4 separate regions of the Homo sapiens genome follow, and all the other regions are linked to region 1. Evidence: chromatin contacts called from ENCODE Hi-C or POLR2A ChIA-PET data. All regions are on one chromosome and are shown on one strand. Each heading gives the region's core, a stretch centred on a gene start or an enhancer-like site at or near the end of the contact. The rest is flanking DNA. Distances are from core to core; before and after follow the strand shown. Region 1 overlaps IL12RB2 (interleukin 12 receptor subunit beta 2). Region 2 overlaps PDE4B (phosphodiesterase 4B). Region 3 holds the start of DYNLT5 (dynein light chain Tctex-type family member 5). Region 4 overlaps DYNLT5 (dynein light chain Tctex-type family member 5).

Evidence for each region. Hi-C counts contacts between places; a loop is a spot of excess contacts on that map. ChIA-PET counts read pairs that join two places held with the same protein, here RNA polymerase II (POLR2A). Pooled maps may share reads with other maps.
Region 2: a loop to region 1 is called in a pooled map, with 2.9 times the contacts of the local background. The contact joins two enhancer-like sites. A Hi-C loop is called at or near these places in 3 of 50 pooled maps. POLR2A ChIA-PET finds 5 or more read pairs at or near these places in 2 of 52 experiments (activated T-cell and activated naive CD4-positive, alpha-beta T cell).
Region 3: a loop to region 1 is called in a map with no recorded cell type, with 2.5 times the contacts of the local background. The contact joins the promoter of DYNLT5 here to the enhancer-like site in region 1. A Hi-C loop is called at or near these places in 1 of 168 maps with a recorded cell type or tissue (MCF 10A), 13 of 37 single-sample maps with no recorded cell type and 9 of 50 pooled maps.
Region 4: a pooled map shows a loop between it and region 1 (4-fold over the local background). The contact joins two enhancer-like sites. A Hi-C loop is called at or near these places in 1 of 168 maps with a recorded cell type or tissue (MCF 10A), 7 of 37 single-sample maps with no recorded cell type and 11 of 50 pooled maps. POLR2A ChIA-PET finds 5 or more read pairs at or near these places in 1 of 52 experiments (GM10248).

What each region holds. Positions count from the first base shown.
Region 1 is chr1:67,330,972-67,336,090 of GRCh38, reverse strand. All of the region lies in intron 8 of IL12RB2 (interleukin 12 receptor subunit beta 2), which reads right to left. Among named protein-coding and RNA genes, the nearest start is that of IL12RB2, 26 kb to the right of the region's middle. Within about 2 kb of position 2,895, at least 4 of the 41 ENCODE cell types and tissues checked have a DNase peak (open chromatin) inside an H3K27ac peak, as active enhancers do.
Region 2 is chr1:66,347,760-66,352,878 of GRCh38, reverse strand. The region is part of intron 8 of PDE4B (phosphodiesterase 4B); the gene reads right to left. Among named protein-coding and RNA genes, the nearest start is that of SGIP1, 180 kb to the left of the region's middle. RefSeq lists enhancers at 859-908, 919-1,008, 2,601-2,650. Within about 2 kb of position 2,563, at least 24 of the 41 ENCODE cell types and tissues checked have a DNase peak (open chromatin) inside an H3K27ac peak, as active enhancers do.
Region 3 is chr1:66,750,209-66,755,327 of GRCh38, reverse strand. It overlaps DYNLT5 (dynein light chain Tctex-type family member 5), which reads right to left and starts at 2,869. Exons shown (of 5, transcript NM_152665.3): 1 at 2,744-2,869; 2 at 551-672. The coding sequence starts at 669. It overlaps SGIP1 (SH3GL interacting endocytic adaptor 1), which reads right to left. Exons shown (of 25, transcript NM_032291.4): 25 at 4,189-5,119.
Region 4 is chr1:66,767,417-66,772,535 of GRCh38, reverse strand. DYNLT5 (dynein light chain Tctex-type family member 5) reads right to left here. Exons shown (of 5, transcript NM_152665.3): 3 at 2,058-2,149. Among named protein-coding and RNA genes, the nearest start is that of DYNLT5, 18 kb to the right of the region's middle. Within about 2 kb of position 2,800, at least 2 of the 41 ENCODE cell types and tissues checked have a DNase peak (open chromatin) inside an H3K27ac peak, as active enhancers do.

The sequences.
Region 1 (5,119 bases), core at 1,646-4,145:
GAAACCCGGGTGTGCTCAGTGTCAAAGCCAGTTGACTTGTACCACAGCAGTACATGTCTTCAGTTAATTACATATTGGTAAGAAATCTAAAGGGGACACTCACTGACTCATTAAAAATCCACAACCTAACAGATTATTACAGAGCTAAGAATCAAATTCTAGAATTATATTCTTTTCACAAGGTAAATTGCAAGTAAACTGAAATGTTAATGGTGCCTACCTGCAATGTATACCTTCATGGGAGAGAAATCATTAGTTGAATCTGCATGAGTCTCTAAAAAGTGTAACATTTCATGACCAGGGGTGTAAAATCACTGCTGCTTAAAGCAACACAAGGGCTAATAGGGAGGAGAATCTTTGACATTCAACTGTCACAGAGTCACTAAAAGTTCTAACCTCAATGTTATCTAGCCAAATACAGATAAAACTATTATAGGCACATGAGAAAAAAAAAGCCAAAGGCCAGTATGTTCAAGTGATTTCAAAAGAAATGGGTACAAATGACTAAGCATACAAATATGAGAAATGGAAGTCAGATGAAAATACTTTGTCTGTAAAGGAAAAAACTGTAGGGTTAAAGTGGAAGAAGCCACCAATATGAAAAAGAGATGACCTTGCCTCAGACTTCACCGAGCAAAAGGAAGAAATCAGATGGAAATTCCCTTCTTTTTCCACCATGAAAACGTTCAAACTCCCCCAACCAATTCCCTAACACAGCACTGTTAATGATGTCCCAGTGGATGAATCATCCCTACTTCCATCACGGTCCAACTCTTTAGCTAGAGTTCTGGACCCCGCTCCCTCTTGCTTTATCAAAGACATCTCTCCAGTCATTATCCCCACCTTCCCTGTGTCATTAATTTCTCCTTCTCTGCTGGACTCTTTTCATCCCCTTGCAGATACACTGTATTATCTCAGATCCTAAAAACAAAAACAACAAAAGATTGATATCTCTGCTCTTCTTCATATAACTTCTTGAAAAGAGTTCTGAATTATCATTCCTTCCTTCCAAGATAGGTGCTGAGCTTAGAGGAGAACAAGTGAAGGAGAGAAGGGTTTAGGGACTGTTACTGAATCTTAAACATAACACTTTCCTGTTAGTGAAAGTGTCTGATATAAATCTCTTTAGAAGAGAAAAGAATCATTCTCAAGCCTCAAGCAAAAAGACACAAATATGATGCTTTCGAGTATAGCTAGCTTAGGGGTCAGCAAACTACGGCCCATGGGCCAAATCTGGCCCTCTGCCTGTTTTAATACATCCTGTAAGAAAATGGTTTTGATAATGGTTGAAAAGAAATCAAAAGAAGAATCCGGCCGGGCGCGGTGGCTCATGCCTGTAATCCCAGAACTTTGGGAGGCTGAGGCAGACAGATCCCAAGGTCAGGAGATCGAGACCATCCTGGCTAACACGGTGAAACCCTGTCTCTACTAAAAATACAAAAAATTAGCCGGGCGTGGTGGCGGGGTGCCTGTAGTCCCAGCTACTCGGGAGGCTGAGGTAGGAGAATGGCGTGAACCCGGGAGGCGGAGCTTGCAGTGAGCCGAGATCGCACCACTGCACTCCAGCATGGGTGACAGAGCCAGACTCCGTCTCAAAACAAACAAAAGAAGAATCCTTTTTAGTGACATGTGAAGATTACATAAAATTCCAATTTCAGCATACATAAATAAAGTTTTGTTGGAACACAGCCATGCCTGTTTGTTTAGGTATTGTCAATGGCAGCTTGCATGTGACAATAGCACATTTAGCAGTTGCGACAGATCGTATGATCCGCAAAGCTGAAAATATTACTATCTGGACCTGTAGAGAAAATGTTTGCCAATCCACCAAGCTTGACTGTTATCAAATGTTTGCTATCCAAAATAATCTCTAGTATTTAATTGTTCACACCTATCTTATCTTGGCAATATTTTTAAATTACAAATGAGTGCATGAATTTCCTAGCTTCTCAATGTGGGAAGAGGTGGCTGCAGCTGGTAACTCTTCATTTTCTCCCCCTTTAGGGATTATTCACCCCTCACCCTTGCTGTCACCATGATGGGGGAAGGTTTCTCCTTTACCACTCTGCCCCTCCAAAGTACGAATGAACATGCAACGATTCCTTTGTTAGCTGTAATAGAGTTGAGCAAGATCACAAACTGCAAATAAGACTTTTTAAAATGGCGGATTAACAGACAGAGACATATTGGTAACATAGCTCTAAGGAATAGCTGATTAATCAGTATTTTGGCATCTCTTCCTGGGTGTTCTAAGTGGTGAGAGATCACCTTCCCTCAATACCTGTGCATGTTCTCAGGCATGTCTGGACACCTTGAGCTCAAATTCAAGAATGTTTTCCCACTACAAGGAAAATGTGGCTGCTCTCTTCCCAGTGTCACTATCAGGCCTGCCTTTGATGGATGCTGATTTCAAGACTGTTCTCTTAAACACAGCAAAGTAGTTTCTTTCCTCCTATCCCTTACTTTTCGGTCATTTAAAAAGTGTTTTTCAGTGATAGGAGCTGAATTTAATGACATAGTAAAGGGCCCTATGGAGTAAAGGAAGCCCTAACCCACTGTTCAAATGATATAAACAACTACACCAATCCACCCGGAGATGTTACATTTCTCTCAATTTTGAGAAGCAAAGGCTGCAAAAAGGCTGACTCTGTTGTAGAGTCATTCACAGTTTTAGAGAGTACCTAAAAAAAAAAAAAAAAAAGCTTACTATTAATTTTTTTTAAATGCCAAGTTACATATGAGTACACATTGAAAGGGTTAAAAGGAAGACGTGTTAAAAAAAATTCACACCTTTTACGTTTACATCAGTTGGTGTTTCATAAAGAAACTGATGACAGAAACAGCGGGTAAGGGGTGAAAACCAAGCAGCCTAGAGTAAGAGAAAAAAGACCTACAACAACCCACAGAAAAATCAAACATAGAAAAGGGAGATTCAGAGACAGAAAGGAAGCCAACAGAGCTTGGTAAAGGTGGTGTATCTCAGAGTATGGGTTTCTCTCTTTATGAATACCTTCAGTGACTGAATAAGCCAGCTTCCTAGGTTCAATTCATAATCATCCATGAGTTCATAACCATAATGAGTTGCTATACTCATTGTTATGATGGTGGTTTATTTTATAGGAAATAAGAAAGTTACTGTGCTGCCTTGAAGGAATTTTAATTCAAAAGACAAACACTTTTTAAAAAAGAAAAGAAAAACCTTTTCACACATCTCTAACTAGGTCATTATCATATGTGAGTAAGAATGACAAGAATTCACAAGCCCAGAGTTTCCCTAGTTTATAGTTTAGCTTAATGTGATATAACTTAAATATTTTTCAGACTACTTACTACCTTGAACTTGGATATAAAATATAGCCCATTTTCAGAAGTTTTATCTGTACCACATATATAAACAAAATCTAATTCATGAGATAGTCTTTAAAAAAATTACTTTGACTATATATAATAAAACGATATTATGAGTAAGCTCTGGATTATAAAAGTAACAACCAGAGGGCAAGTGGTTCAACATTAAGAGATTTTATTATAAAATGAGTGGTAATAAATTATCATTTGTTGGATAAATTCACTTTTAGACAATTTTTAAAATATATTCTGTAATCCCAGCACTTTGGGAGGCCGAGGCAGGTGGATCACCTGAGGTCAAGAGTTCGAGACCAGCCTGGCCAACATGGTGAAACCTGTCTCTACTGAAAATAACAAAAATTAGCCGGGCATGGTGGCGCATGCATGTAATCCCTGCTACTTGGGAGGCTGAGGCAGGAGAATCACTGGAACACAGGAGGCAGAGGTTGCACTGAGCTGAGATTGTGCCACTGCACTCCAGCCTGGGTGACAGAGCAAGACTCTGTCTCAAAAAAAAAAAAAAATGCAATTAATACAAGAAGTAAGGAAGAATATAAGATTATTCTATGAATCATATATTAGGTATTATATTCTGCTAAAGGCCCTTCCGTTCCTTGAATGTCATTGATGTATGATTGCTAAGGATCATCAGTTATCAAAAGCCATTAGTAGCTCACAGAAAATAAATGCAACTTAATTATGAGGCTAGTTTACATGCACACATATCCATAAATTTCACAAATAAGAATTTAGATTTTGCACGTTAATGTTACAAAAGCTCCAGATAATGAACAATGGATTATATGCCAAAAAGTTTTTCTCTGAGTCAAATTTATATAAATTATGAAAGACTCTCTACTATATCACTAAATGAGTGCATTTATTTATTTATTTATTTATTTATGAGATGCAGTCTCGATCTGTTGCCCAGGCTGGATTGCAGTGGCACAATCTTGGCTCATTGCAACCTTTGCCTCCTGGGTTCAAGTGATTCTCCTGCCTTAGCCTCCCGAATGGCTGGGATTACAGGCACGCACCACGATGCTTGGCTAATTTCTTGTCTTTTTGGTAGAGATGGGATTTCACCATGCTGGCCAGGCTGGTCTCGAACTCCTGACCTCGTGATCTGCCCACCTCAGCCTCCCAATGTGCTGGGATTACAGGCCTGAGCGACCATGCCGGCCTAAATGAGTGCTTTTAAAAACTAATATTCAGATGGCTATTTCTTGTGTCTCCAAAGATTTAATATTGGCATAAAGTTTACATAGGCATTTTTGCTTCAATAAAATATTTTCTTATACTTCAATAACATTCCCTTCCCAATAATTACTAAAAAAGAAAAATTCATCAGACTGAAAAACACATTTGATATCCTTTTCATAGTTATGGGTGGCCAGGTGGTTCTCATTTGTGCAGTAAATATCAAAGGCTTGAAGTACAGTGTTATAATATTTGGACAAGAGAGGATTGCTGGATGCTAAATTTTATTTTGAAATATGTGTCTCCAGAGCCTACTTTCTTTCAAGCTTTCCATATGGCTTATTGAGCCACATTACTTTTCATAGAATCAAAAATATAAAACATATGAAGCTTTAACAAGAAATGAGATTAATTACTGGTTATAGCTCTGTGAAATAAGTTACTGAGATAGTAAGAGAGATAAGTTATAACCAAGCATTATAACCAACATGACTGATAGCAAACAGGAGTAGAACTTACCCAATGTTAAAAATTTCCTTGCAACACAAACATATTTCCTTGAACAGTTTCA
Region 2 (5,119 bases), core at 1,314-3,813, 980 kb after region 1:
ATTTTGGCTCCTTTAGTCTCTCTGAAATACTTAGGAATGTTTTAGAGTCAATCAGGTTTGTAGTAGTTCAATAATGCCCTTTTTTCACGTATTTGCCAACCATTTATTGAATACCTAAAATGACCAGGGAAAAGAGTGATGATATAGCAGTGAAAAAAAAACAAAGGAACAAACAAAAACTCTTTTCATGCTTTTAATCAGCTTTCATTCTAGTAGGAATAGATATATTAGGGCATGTTGTTTAACCACAACAGCAAACAGTCTAGAGAGGGTAGGACCAGTTCTTTACTAGCTATATCGGCAACTCTGCTCAGAAGATAGGAGCAGGTAGAAACTGAATCATAAAAGGCTATAAGAGGAAAGATTTCTCTGTTTATTTTCTTTCTATAGTCTTCCATTGCCACAGGACCCTGTTGGGATACATTGTCAATCACTTTCAATATGGAATCAGGGAGGTGGCTCTCAGCTGCAGGGCTGAAAATAAACCAAACTCCTCACCTTTCCCGCATAGTTTACTGAAGGGATCAGTGTACTCATGCAAGTCATTAACAGATGAATATCACCTTCCTCCTTCCCAGGCTTAAACTAATTCTCCTATGAGCCTTTTGCTAAGGGCACAGCAATGCTACCAAAAAACATAGTCATCTTAAGGCAACCATAAAACACACAACATGGCGAAGTATGCAAATGGAGGTCACTTAGTGTCAGAAACTAACCTAGTCCTTTAAATGTTGCTTAGCAACAACTGTTGGTTTTCCTCCTCCATAAGGGAGGGCCCAACCACACTGATGTGAAAGCAATCATTGCTCTCATCAAAAAGCACTTATGAAGGGCCCATTTATGTTGGGCTCTGTACAAACTAAGAAAGGCAGACATGGCCTTCAAGGAGCAGACGGCGGGGGGTGGAAGGGTATCTTTTACATTCTAGTATATGTAGAGTCCAGTTAGTATGACTAGTGTTTAACTGTGTGATGAGACACATTAAGAAATAGAATAGATATGAATTATGTTTGAAGTTAAGCCTGAGGAGACAGTTGAGGAGCTAGGCTTAGTTGGGCTTTCAGCATCTGACTCCCACATGGGAGTGTTTCTGTTGAGCCAGAGGCAGCCACAATGTAGTAGACAAATCTTGACTTTTCATTCTCAGCTCTCACTCTCCTGTGTAGTTACATCACCTCTCATGTGTAAAATGAGAATGATCAACCCTAACATTTCATACTTGTATGATAAATTCTGTGGCTGCCTCCTACAGTTTGGACACATTATTTACCAGCAACCAAGACTTCCCAGAAAACAAAACTCCCTCTACATGACTGAGGAAAACAACTCAAATTGAAAATGCTTCAGACCATAACAAAGGAAGGGAAGCATTTATCATCCCTCAGAGTTTCATAGTGTAAGACTTTTGGAATCTATTTATTAAGTTACACGTTTCATCCAGACTCGAAGGTAAAATAGCTCCTGGGTAAAACTGTGTCCCAAGGAGTTACTGGATTGGAAGGAAATGGGCATTATTTACTTTATTAAATTCAGTAGAGAAATCCACAAACAGGAACACATTATTTTAAAGATAAATGTGTCTCTACCATCTCATGTACACAGATACTATTTTCCCTAAGAATCTGCCTTCACAGGAAAACCCTGTTACAGCCTACCTAGAAATAATGTCCCCAGAGGAAATGGCCAATGCCCCTTTTCAACACAGACAAGCAAAATTTGTGAATAAACTCTAATAAAAAATTCCTCCGATGCCTTCTTAAGCTTATGCCCAACATTAGATTCACATACACTGCTAGAAATTGCTTCTATTTTTTGAAAAGGGAAGAAGGTATATTTTCTAGATATGTGATTTAATATTATTGGCCTAGAATATACCTTTTCTATAAAATTGTCTGATTTTTGGAATAAGTTCCTTTAATAGTGAAAAGTTATTTTAAAAGTAGAGAATAGGTAATAAAAGCTAAAATTCAATTACACTTGATAGGAACATTTTGTTTGATGGCTTCAATTTTTCTTTAGTTTTAACACTGCATACAGAGATTATTTCTTCTGAGCCAGTTTCTTCTGAAGTGATAGGACACTTCTTCACTTTTCTATATTTCTCATGGGAGAATTAGTTTGAGCTTTATGCAAAGATCCGCAGGCAAGATAGGCACTATCTTGGTAATGAGTTCTTAGTTAAACTAATCACATAGGAGGAGTGAACTGGAATGATCGCAGGCTCTTCTCAAATCTAAAATTTGGGGATTTTATGTTTTTGAGAATAAAACAGTCCAGAATAGTGATAACACAGGAAGCTAGTATAAAGCCCATGAAAGAGCTTCTTCTAAGACTAATTTAGGCCTGTTGAGGGTGACCTGAAAATCACTTAGGAGTGACTCCTAAGTGATTAAAACTATTCTTCACCCTATCAAAGACTAGCTAAAGCAGGTACCTTCCTCTCATGGATAACCTCAGGATGAGGTCAGTAGGAGAAAACTGTAAGAACAGAGAATAAAAAGGTGTCAAAGAGAGGAAGGCAGCCCCAGCAGTTAGTTACTCTTGTGGGTGGCCGTCTACGCAGGAGCCCAGCTGTGAGACAGGCGCCTTATTGTGTGGGATCTTCCTGTTTTTGCAGAATGAAACAACTGCCGAAGTCATTAAAGTCACAATGACTTTATTAGGGACTAACTTTTGACTCATGTTTTATACTTTGTTAGTCATAACTTAAAAAGAATTCCCGGGCATCAGGAAAGTGAAGGGGCTGAAAATTCCTCCTGAAGGCACAGAATGCCTTCAGTGCATTCTGTGCCTTCAGTGGTAGAAAGAAGTCGAAACTGCAGTGGTACAGTTTAGTGAGAAATGAAGTAAACAGAGTCTGTCCCTGTCTTAGCTCTGGCCCTAAGCAAATATGTAATCTTGGGTAAGCTGAATTAACTTCTTGGGGCTCAGTTTCTTTAGTGGTAAAATGGCTAGCTTCTAATCTTCCTTTTGACTTTCAGGAATTTTGCATGGGAAGAAATGAAGACCCAAAGAAGTAAAGCAAATCTAAGTTTTAAATGAAAAAGAAATAAACAGAATGAGGGATATAGTGTGCTTGTCTAAAACTCCTTATGAAACTAACAATTTCCACAATTCTTAACATTTCAGATTATTTGACAATGTGCATCTCATCTCTTCCCTCCTTTTTGTGTTTCCCTATAAACTCTACCAATCATTTGAAACTTGATGTCCAGTTTCTTTATTGACAGGTTTGTCTTATTTGAAAAGCAAGTGCAATTGAATTGAGTTGGTAACATGGTCAAAGAAGTAATAATGGACATGCAATTGTCCATTAACGTCTGCTTAATCAGCTAGTGTTCCATAATGGGTCATCTTAGCAAACAAGTTCTGCTGTACTAACATCTGCAGCAAACCTTTGGTGTGCCAGGGAACAAACACAGTGAGATCATTCTCACTGTCCATGTGCCAAATCAGAAAGAAACTCTTCTAAACATGTTAGAATTGAGTGCTTCTTGTCTTAACTGCTCAGCAACGTAGTAATCAATAGGTAAGTATACAACGAAAAACAAGCATGAATATATCTACCATTATTCTGCATCAAAAATTATGATGAAGCAACAATAGAATCAATTCTACTTGCTAGTTAGAGGACAAGTCTCTGCTCAAGTGACATATTAAAAGGCAAAGCAGGGAAAAACCATTAATGCCTTCATACAGAATTGAAAAATATCAAAAGATCAAACAAATTTGAATATAGCTGCTCTATAACTAATCTCCTAAATGAGATTAGGGCTTGAACAGCTCCCCAAATTATTACATATTTCTTCCTATCTATCTAACCCTTTTCTGCTGTCCATTTTTCTCAGAATTTCTGAAAACTTCTCAAGAGATGATATAACACACATTATTGGAACACTAAAAAATTGACGTTTCCTAGACCCAAAGTGATTCCCATAAGAATGTTTATAGCAATTTCTCATGATCCAACATTCTCTCAACTCTGAAAGTTGCTGCAGTGATGTAATCAAATGGACAAAAGATACTGTAACTATTTATACCTAAAGACTGATACATTCACTATGCATTTTAAACTATATATATAATATTTATAAACTATATTATGTTTCCACATATATAAGGTTGCCAGATTTAGCAAATAAAAATTCGGGGCACCTAGTTAAATTTGAATTTCAGATAAAGAAGAATTTTCTTTATCTTTTTTTTTTTTTAACTGTAAGTATGGTCCTGATATTGCATGTGCAAATAGCCTATGAAGAGATTGGATTTCCAGGCCATACACTCATTATATATGTTAAGTTTAGGGGCACTGTATATTTTTAGATAATTTAAACTTTTCAAAATTTTCTTTTTGACAGAGGACTTTTCTTCCAATGAGAAACGTAAGACCTAAAACTGTTCCTGGAGCATCACAATTTCATTTCATATACTTGATCCTTCCCTTTTAATTTGTCTGTTAATAGAGAAAGACAAAAAAAGGAACTTTGAAGATTTGAGATGATGATCTGATAATTAAATTTAGCAGAAACCTTTTTCAACAGATGACAAAAATCATCATAGTAACTGAGAAAAATCAAGGAATCAAGGTACATTATTCAGTCACTCTTTTGTTTTTCCTTTTAAGCCTTTCTACAACTTTTTCTGTACAGGTATAACGGCTAATATTTAACTGAAAGCTTCTAGAGTCAATTCTAAGGCCACAGGGCATTAATATGATTCCAAAGTAGATGACAAAGGTTTATTTTGAAACATTTCGCAGCTAGAAGCTCTACAACTTATAGTATTTTTCAGCAATCAGAACACTTACTGTGGATCAGACCCACAGACCATCCAGTCTAGTGTCCTTTCCTGACTAGTGAAAAATAACACCTATGTTTTAGGACCTTCATATCTGACATGAAAGTAGTTACACAGAACAGGGAAACTACCACTCAAATATTATACTTTCTTTTCATAACCCTTACGTATTGGTCATGATTCTCTTTAAGAAGTTAATTCCATTTTCAGTCTATAGTACCTCTTAGGTTGTTTTAAATCCTGCCTTATTGAAGTTTCTAATATTTTTTGCAGCTACAAAAATCTATCATAGCTTGTTTTTGAGATTATTACTCTACCCCTT
Region 3 (5,119 bases), core at 1,620-4,119, 580 kb after region 1:
TTCTGGGAAATGACCAAGCACAGACATATAGTAAAAAAGAAAAAAAATGGAAACAAACTTAAAGTGTCCAATAATTAGAGAATGGTTAAGGAACCCAGAATCATAAATTGACAAAATATTATGCAGTCATTTAAGAGGATATGGAAAAAACTATGAAAATACATGACAAAATTATATACAATAATGTTAAGTACATTGTATATGTATGTATTGATTACAAAAATGCAAAACCTATGTTATAAAATATTGAGGAGAAGAACTCAAAAGACATATAAGCGTGTCTGGTTTACATTGCATGTGGTGTTTCTTTTGAGCAGAGGGTTTTTTGGGATGATTTTTGAAATAGCAAAAATGCTGCTAGGATTAACTTATCACTTAAGCTTTCTCTCTTTCTCTTTCTTTTTAAATATGGCCCCTAAAGATGACCTGCACCTTGTACTTGCCCATTTTATCTCTTTTTATGTCCCCGAGGAAGTGTTTTTTTCTCCTAATAAACATTACGAACCTATTTATTCAATAAATGAATTTACAATTTTAGACAGTTACTCACTCTTTGATGCGCCCATGAATTTCCTTTCGCCAAAATTCATGATTACTTAGAGAAGAAATACTCCCTCTTTTCTTCCATGAATGAGCTGCTCTGCCTTTAGCATTGTCTGACATCATCATAACCTATGGAAGAAGACTTTTGTAAAATAGCAAAAGAAAGATCCGGAAACATTTTAGTTAGTATAACAGGGACTAATCTCAAAGTACACAGATAGTTTTCCTACCATTTTTGAACAGGAAAGTGGGGTTTCCTCAAGAGCAATATATAGAATTTGTTGTTATTCTGATCAGTGAAACTGGAACTATGATAACTCTGAAAATGCTTATTTATGCAATAGTATAATTATTTACATAAGCAGATATTAAGCTATAGCAAAAATGCTTAGCTGATGAAGACGGAGGTCATTGACAAAAGATATGCATGTATAGCAGAAAGATGCTATCCTACATCAGAAACCAATATTTGTATTGCCCCCCAAATGTAACCATAATACAACTTTGCTAATTAATATTTGCTGTCACTGTTATATTTTATTTTTGAGACAGGGTCTTGTTCTGTCACCCAGGTTGGAGTGCAGTGGCATGATCATGGCTCACTACTGCCCCAAACACCTGGGCTCAAGCGTTCCTCCCAACTCAGCCACCTGAGTAGCTGGGACTGCAGGTGTATGCCATCAAGCTGGGCTAATTTTTAATTTTTTGTAGAGATAGGGTCTATGTTGCCCAGGCTGGTCTTGAACTCCTGGGATCAAGCAATCCTGCTTCAGCCTCCCAAAGTGCTGGGATTACAGGCATGAGCCACTCTACCTGGCCTATTTTATTATTTTAGAGACAGGATCTAGCTCTTGTTACCCAGGCTGGAGTGCAGTGGCATGATCATAGCTCACCGTAACTTCAAACTCCTGGGCTCAAGCGGTCCACCCACCTCAGCCTCCCTAGTAGCTAGGACTACAGGCCTGCACCACCATGCCTAGCTAATTTTTAAACATTTTTGTAGAGACAAGATCTTTCTGTGTTGCCCAGGCTGGCCTTAATCTCCTGGCCTTAAGTGATCCTCCTGCCTTGGCCTCCCAAAGTGCTGGAATTACAGGCATCAACCACTGTGCCTGACCCACCATGACTTTAAAAAATAAAATTAGGGGTAGGGAGCTAGAAAATAAATAAATAAATAAAAATTAAAATTAACCTTGCTTTCCCAAAGATTTTTTGTTGTTTGTTTTGTTTTCTCGAGCAACATTTACATAGTTTGTAAAGAGCAAATAGGACTTAACTTTTAAATAAATAATTTATTGGAAAACTCCCTCCTTCCTACTAATACTTGTTAAAAAGCTGGTAGTAGCAATGGACTTCCCAGAACTTGGACTATAACTCTAATAATGCCCTCATTGTCTACCTACAAATTTAAGTATTCATTTAAATTATTTCATAATCTATAAATGTGAGAGCCCCGATAAGGAAATACTGTGCTAGACACCAAAGCATAAAAATAGAAGAGAATCCATGCCTTCAAGGAGCTGGCAGTTGAGTAGGTAGGGCACACAAGAACATACCCTAAAACCCAGTGGCATCAATGTCAGAGCAGAGGTGCTGTGTGTGGGTGAGGCAGGCAGCGTGGTGTGTGTGTGCACGTGAGTGTGAGCGTCCTTGAGTGTGTACCTGTGAGTGTGCATCTCTGTGTGTGCAGGTGCCTGTGTGTATAAGTGTGTCTGTGTTCGTGTGTACGAAGGTGAGTGTGTTTATGAGTGTGGAAAGACACACAGCCTGATTAGGTGGGTCATTCAGGTTTTGCTGCAAAGCCACATAGACCCATCTCGGCCTCAGCTGTTTCCAAAGCTGCCCTGCAGGCCGCCCCCTCCCCAAGAAAGGCCAGAGTTGGGACCTGGAGGTCCTCATGGGTGCGGCCAGCCACAGGAAGACCGCCCCGGGTCAGGGGATGACCTTGCTGGCCGGCTCTGCGTTGGCCATCACTCTTGAAGCCCAGCCCCCAGCCATGCAATGGGGCAGGGGACGAACCGTTGGGACCGACTTTCAGTTCCCAAATTTGGGATCATTTTTTCTTATGTGTTGGGGAGAGGAGGAATAAGGTGGCGGAGAGATCGGGGCCAAGTAGGGCCATTTCTCAACAAAGGGCCGATCCCTTGCCCCCTATCCTTCCTTTGGGGTCCAGACGCGCTGCAGAGAGAGGCGACCCTACCTGCAGCAGGGAGGCTTCGCCCGGAGCCTCCCAGACCTCCGGCACTGCAGACACTGCGCGCGGCGCGGCTCCCGCGTCCCAGGCTTCATTCAGCCGGCGGCCGCCCGCGCACTCTCCCTGGACTCTGAGGCCGGTCTCCAGGGTGACCTCAAACAGAGCCCTCGGCCCTCCCCGGCCGGACTTGGCCGCTGAGTGGCCCTCTGAGCTGCCCTAAGGATGTAGAGGATCTCATCTTCACTGCCCACTGGGGGTCACTCTGAGCCGGGCTGCGTCCTGGGTTGGCGGCGAGCTGGAGGGGAACTGGTTCATTGTGTAGCGAGGAAGACATTTGGGACTAAAGACATTTGCACCCCTAGGGCCCCTCATCAAGTTCCTTTTCCCGCAGACATCAGGGGCAGGAGTGGGAAGTGCTGCGGTTTCCTAGCACAGGAAATCCGAAGCGCAAAGACAAAGTAAAGTAGCCCTGCCCTTTTCCCGGCTCCTAACGCTGCTTCGCACGTTCCCCCTCCAAGGCACAGGCGGTGGAATGTGGAGGTAAATGAGCACTTACATTGGCCAGATACCCCAGATACCGACAAACATTGGGATTTAGTCGTCCCAATAACTCTGTCAAGAAAGGAATGTTTTCCCTTTAAAGGATTTGGAAAATTGAGATTCTAAAATGTTAAATAATATGCCCAAGGCCCCTGAAACTCATGGTCTTAACTCCAATGTGTTACAAACCGGGCTGGGTTCCTTCGCTTTCCTTAACAAGACTCTTCTGAGCCTGTTAATGTCTAAGAAGCTTTGAAATGAGGCTGTTTGGGGTTGAGGACCTACCTGCTGGTATGAATGGGCTTTTCCTCTTCTTCAGCGACTATCCCCAGCCTAAGCCTGGTTTGGGCCTCCCCAAACCAAAAGCAAACAAAATAAACACTATAGGGACCCTCCTGTAGTGGGCAATCATTGGAAGCAGAAACAAGATGCCTCCAAGCATCTAGCCAAGGGCATGGCTCTTGATGAGTGTCCTGCTGGAATTAGCATTAGCTGACAGTAATACATTGGGATTCCGGTGGAGCACAGTGTTAGGATAGTGTTGGAAGAAGAGAAATAGATATTTTTGCCCATCCCAATCTCTACTCACAGAAAGATAAGAACAGGAAAGGATTGTTGATTGAATATCTACTATGGACTAGATAGGAACTGCTAGGTGATGAATAAACATTATCTCATTGAATTTGTTCAGTGACTATGACATAGGGGACATTACTCTATTTTTTTTTAAGATAAGGAAATGTAGAATCGTTGAGTAACATGCTCAAGTCGATATTTAAATCACAGAGCTGAAATTTGTCTAACTCTTAACCCTTGACCTTTGACAGACCTTTGGCCCACCATCCCTACCCTAAACATGGAATGAAGTTTTCCAGAAATGCGGGTAAAATTTTAAGAGGCTGACAGCAAAAGATATTCACAATTCAATTTATTTTCATATTTTTCATTTATTTTCCAGAAAAAGAAATCACATTTCAGTAACAACTTACATATAGAATTAAACTTTGTTCTGGAATGGGAGCCCTAGTTGCAGTAACGTGTCATAATAAATAATTGCATATTCAGGATTTTGTGAAATAGGTGATTGGGAAAATTATGAACAAAAAACATTTACAAAAATTATTATTTACAAAGAGTGATATCCATACTATTTCTAACTTATAAGGCAAGTAATGTTAAGATGGTCTCATGATTATCTTCAACAAGTCAATTACACACTTTCCTGTCACCATTGCCCAGCAGAGAGCTTTGCTGCAATTCTGTGAAGGAGCAAGTAAGTCTTCGCTTCCGTTGTTGGTTTTCTCTTGAGCACAGCATAGAAGCAGTAAAGCTTTCATTACAGACTAAGCAGTAATGGCTGTCAGAAAAAAGTATACTCTTTTGAAATAGACGTGTAGGAAAAAGGCTGGGAATCAACATTTTGACTAAATTTTGAAAGTATCTTGAGTATTTTAATTCACAGTTTTGTAAGTATTTTATGCCCAAGGTATTTTTGTGAAATTATGTACTTAGTACAAGATTAAAAAGAAATTTAGTGTATTTTTGCTACATAGATCAAAGAGAGCTCTAAATAAAGGCTACCACCAAATCAAATTACACACAGCATTTTCCTTAATTGACAGGATTTCATTACCTATAGAAACACAGCAAAATCTTTCTGAGATTCCTAGATTCTTGCATTGTTCAAGTTTAAAAAAAATCAATGCCTTACATGGCCACTTAGTAAGAATGAAAATTAATATCCGAGTATTTAATTCATATGATCTTTTACTATACAAGTGAAAAACAAACAAAAACTCTTTTTAATCGAAAACAATAGTGTTCAAACAGCTTAAAAAGCCA
Region 4 (5,119 bases), core at 1,551-4,050, 560 kb after region 1:
GATATTTGTCCCCTTCAAATCTCATATTGAAATGTGATCCCCAGTGTTGGAGGTGGGGCCTGGTGGGAGGTGTTGGGGCCAGGAAGGTGGATCCCTCATGAATGGCTTGGTGCTGTCCCAGCGGTAATTACTGAGTTCTTGCTCTATAGTTCTTCCTCTATTAGTTCACATGAGAGCTGGGTGTTTAAAACAGCCTGGCACCTCTCTTGTTCCCTCTCTTGCCATGTGACATGCCAACTCTCCTTCCCTTCTGCCATGCCTAAAAGCTTACTGAGGTCTTACCAGAAGCAGATGTTGGCACCACGTTTCCTGTATAGTCTCTAGAACCATGAGCCAAATAAACCTGTTTTCTTTATAAATTACAGTCTCAGGTATTTCTTTATAGCAATGCAAAAACGGACTAATACACTCACAAAATACCTTTCATATGTGAAATAAACCCAGAAACAAGTAGAAGTGGAAACACAGTTTTGATTAAGTATTAATAAAATGGCTGGTTGAATGCTATAAAAAGGGAATTGTCAAGCATAAAATATTTTAATTATTAAAAAATTCACATAGACTATTGTAGGAAAATACAGGTATATTTCATCTATACTAAGCTTTTTCTAAAATTACTTTTCTAATGTGGTTCATACTCAGTACTTCTAAAACTGATAAGATGCTTTATTTGAGAAAACAAGTTGCAAAAAATATCCTTATGTAGAAACACAGAGATTCACATTTCACTGGCCCTGTCTTGTTCAAATCTGATTCAAACCCTTCCAGCATGCACAGTTCAAAGTCATAGACACCCCATGGCTAAGAACTTTTAGTTGCAAGTGAGGGAAAACCTGACCCAAACTTAGCTTGCCTAACTGAAAAGTTAAAGGGTAGCCAATTGGATTTAGGACTCAAATGATGACACCAGGATTCTGTTGTTTTCTCTCAGTTTCAAGTCAGGGCAAGGTGGCAGATCCTGCCAGAGCCCCTACATTCCTTCAAGTTTCAGGGCTTTATGTTCTTCTGCAACAGGCCAAACAACATTTTCTGAATTTAATCTCAAAGTCTTTGATTGGATTCACCATGGTTATATGCCATCCTAGAATCAGTCACTGCTCTATCTATAAAGCCAGTGCCAGCTTCATTAGAATGCTAGGATCAAAAGTGGTGATGTTGGTGGAATTTCAAAGGAAATTTAGTGAGGTTACCAGAGAAGTATAAAAGTATATTGGATGGCAGGAATATTAGCTGTCCACCACAGGCACTGTGAAAATACCAGTAGATTGGCTAATTATGGAGCCGTGTAATCCATGTAGTCTTGGGGACTCCTGTAGAAAACTGGCTACAAGGCCAGAGGGGACAGGCTGATGGTCTATAATTTTCTTGGGGTTAACTGGCCACAGATGGAATCACCTTGGCCCATAGAGTCTTTCTTTGCCCCTTGGTAAATCTCTGTGGAATTTCCATATAGCAGTAATTATGTATGAATTCAGGTAATAGTGGGCAGGTACGCTTTTAGAGAAAACAAGTGGGTCTATGAGGAAACATGGATGGGAAAAGATATTTGCCACGGACTCCACCTGGGAGTATAGCGGCAGGTGCAAAGATCTTTGTTTTCAAAGACTCAAAACCTCAGTGGTAATGGATAAACGTCTCTGTCAACAGGGGACTATGAGTCATTTGCCTTTGCTTTGAGTTTTTTTTTTTCCTTCACCTAACAACACTGATTGGTTTTGTTGGATAAAATATCAATACTTATCTCTTTCATTTAAGTCATATCTATGTACCCAGAAATACTCAGTGAATTTGTTAAGTCAGTAGTATACTGTATGCATCAGTGCCACCCAGTGAATTGTTTGGCATTTGGGAAACATTAGTAAAGAAAAGTAAGACAGCAAGTGTTGTTACCTTTTTGCTGAGGAAGAAACTAAAGCAACATCAAATCACTCAATTCATTAAAGTCCCTTATATTGTGCTAGAATTGAAGACAATGCCAGGTTATCAAATATCATTTTTAAGAGAATCAGTCACCAATTTAGAAGTTTAAAATAGGAGTGAGAGATAAAAGAACACACCCAACTGATAGGTGTTTTCCATCTGAACTGTAAGGCGAGAGATATCATCACGCTGACTGGGTTCTTCCATATAAGACACAGTACTCATAGAACTAAAAACAAGGGAGAAAACAAATTTTAGTCATTATTATAACAATAATAACAAAATACAATATTGCTTTAAGCTAAAATGTTACAAAGATGAAGTTTTCTCAGAAAATTTCAAGTAAGTCTTATGTAAATATCCTAGTGGCATATTGAAAGTCCAAAACATTTTAGAGATGGAAATATTAAGATGCAGAGGAATTATTTGGAGCAGGTCTCAATGTGATGGCTGAAGCCCAGGGCAGTTACCCAGGTCATCAAATTATCCAGAAAGCGATCCTGGGTTGATGTATGTGTATGGGGTAACAGTACATACTTCAAAATCCATTGCCAATCGCATCTCCACCACTGATATAAAGCCTCTCCTCAAAGTAGATAAAGCTCACAAACAGGGCTGGGGGACATATGAGGAAGCTTAAAATGTTGGAAGACAACTCTATATACACATGGAGTATTATAAAGAGTTCACTATTATATGTAGTTCACAAAATCCCTTTAGTATGAAAAAGAAAAATGAGAAACTCATCTACGTGGTAGAGGAAACCGCAATTCACCAAAACTATAATACATTAATAAGCATCAATCGGCCTTTTCAACATCGAAAAAGGGTTTTGGTTTCGTTATCAAGGCAATATGAGCTTATCCTGGTGCTAAACAGGAGACCCAAGCAAAGAGGAGGCCCCACTGTCTCTCCAGCACTACTTAATTCAACTTAGTTCAGAGGAAATTCAGCTGTAACTAATGACAGTCTCAGAATGCTGCACCCTCAATTTTCTCCACCTGTGAAAATGAACTTTAAGACAGATGTCATTTCAAAGGGGAGGATATAATAGCATGTGTGTGTGTGTGGGTGTGTGTTTGTGTGTGTGTGTGTTCAGAGTGACCACTTTTCTAAGCAGGCTATGTTTTTGCTTTAATTAAATAAAAAATAGATATTTGCTCTTAATCTTTGGGGATCTTTTTTCTTGCAAGGAATTTAAAATACTTAGTTCTACGCTGTTTGGAATTAATGAACTTCTTGCAAATCGATATTTTAAGAAAATCACGGGTAATCTATTTTTAAAAATCCTTTAATGCAATACAACTTACATGATAAATTAGGGTTTACCCACTCAGCCCAAGAAAATGATGGAAGAAATTCTGGCTGCTTTTTTCATGGTGGATTTCTGGATGAGTGACTTAATCTTTATTCTTATAACACCTGCCTTCCTCAATTTACTGCTGCCCTTTGAAGTAGCAACCAGCCTGTTTGGCCACACTGGCTGCAGGTGTTGTGGGCAATACCAAAGATGATTACTGCTGCTTAAAAAACCCAATGTTACATAAACCCCTTGATTCTAAGATAAGTCAGTCTGCTCCATTACTATATATGCTACTTTTAACTTTGTAAAACATTTCCCATAAATTATCTCATTTTACTTTCACAATATCCTTTGAGGTAAGTAAAAGATTCATTATTCTACCCATTTCAGAGATAAAGGGAATGAGGCAAAGGGCTTAATGTACATGTATAAAAGGCAGACAGATTTCAAATGTCCTGTTTACCTCTTAGTGACAAAGTCCCAAGTATGATTATAACAGACAGAATGAAAATAGGGACAATGAAATAATTAATCACTGCAATTAAAACTTACTTGCATAATACAGAAGGTATTCATAAAAACTCAATTTCTTTTCTACTGAACACCATATTAAAAATTCATGGAGAAGAAGAGGTGGTACAAAACTCAAATTAGCTGGAGTGAAAATTCCAAGACAAAAAAGCAAATAAGGATTTTTATAAACTGTCTTCACTATCAGTTACTGAAGATTGACAATCAGTGCACTTAATATTATTATCATTATGAAACTGGTAAATGTCATAAGGGCAGCTTAAAAATCCCACTGGTTGAAGATTGGTGTGCAAATAGAAAGTTTTGCAGATTGACTTTTTTTGAGTTATTGTAGATAAATTTGTTCAGTGCCCTTTTATTTCCATAGGAATCATATAAACAGTGTATGCTCATTTTACAAATTCAAAACATACAGAAAAACATAGAGAAGAAAGTAAAATTACAAAAAATTATTAACCTCAGTTGTTCTCTAACCCCTGTTAACATTAACAAAAATCATTTCAGACATTTGATTTTACATATGGGCTCATATTATAGATGCTTTAAAAAAATTTAAAATGTATCATGGATAACTTTCCATGTCAATAAATAGCAAACAATACTTTAAATATCAAGACAGTACTTAATACATACACATTCTGGATTTCATTTAACCATGTATCATCCATGCCTTTTAGGCTATTTCCAATATTCTACTATTATAAAGAAAATTATAATGAACATCGTGTCAGGGACTCTTATTTACTTTCTAAAGTTGTTCTTTCCTTCTTCCTTGGTAACAGAATCCTACATTTGTAGGAATATTCCTGTGCAGACTAAAGACAAATTCTCAGTCTCTTTTTGTGCTATTGTGGCCTATGTGGCTTATGAGTGAATGAGATGTAAGTGGAACTGTTGTGTGGAAATTCTGAGAGGTTCCTCAAAAGAACTAATGCAGCCTATAGGAGCCTGTTTTGACCCTTCTTTGTGACTGGAATGTGGATATTCCAGAGCTCAGCACTATCTTGGGTCTTGAGGTGACCTTGCAGATTACAGATAAGAAAGAAGCCTCTGAACTTCCTCTCTTCAGACTTATTTTATGTAAGAGAAAAATAAATTTCTATTTTGTTTAAACTAATGTTTATTATTATATGCAGCAGTAGATCTGATAGAAAGTCTAACTAATGCAGAGTTTGCTACCTGGAAGTGGGATGCTACAAGTAATCAATAAATCATAAAACTTGGGGCTGGCAGTGGTGGCTCACGCCTGTAATCCCAGCACTTTGGGAGGCCGAAGTGGGCAGACCACTTGAGGCCAGGAGTTCAAGACCAGCCTAGGTAACATGGCAAAACCCCATCTCTACTAAAATATATTTTAAAAAATTA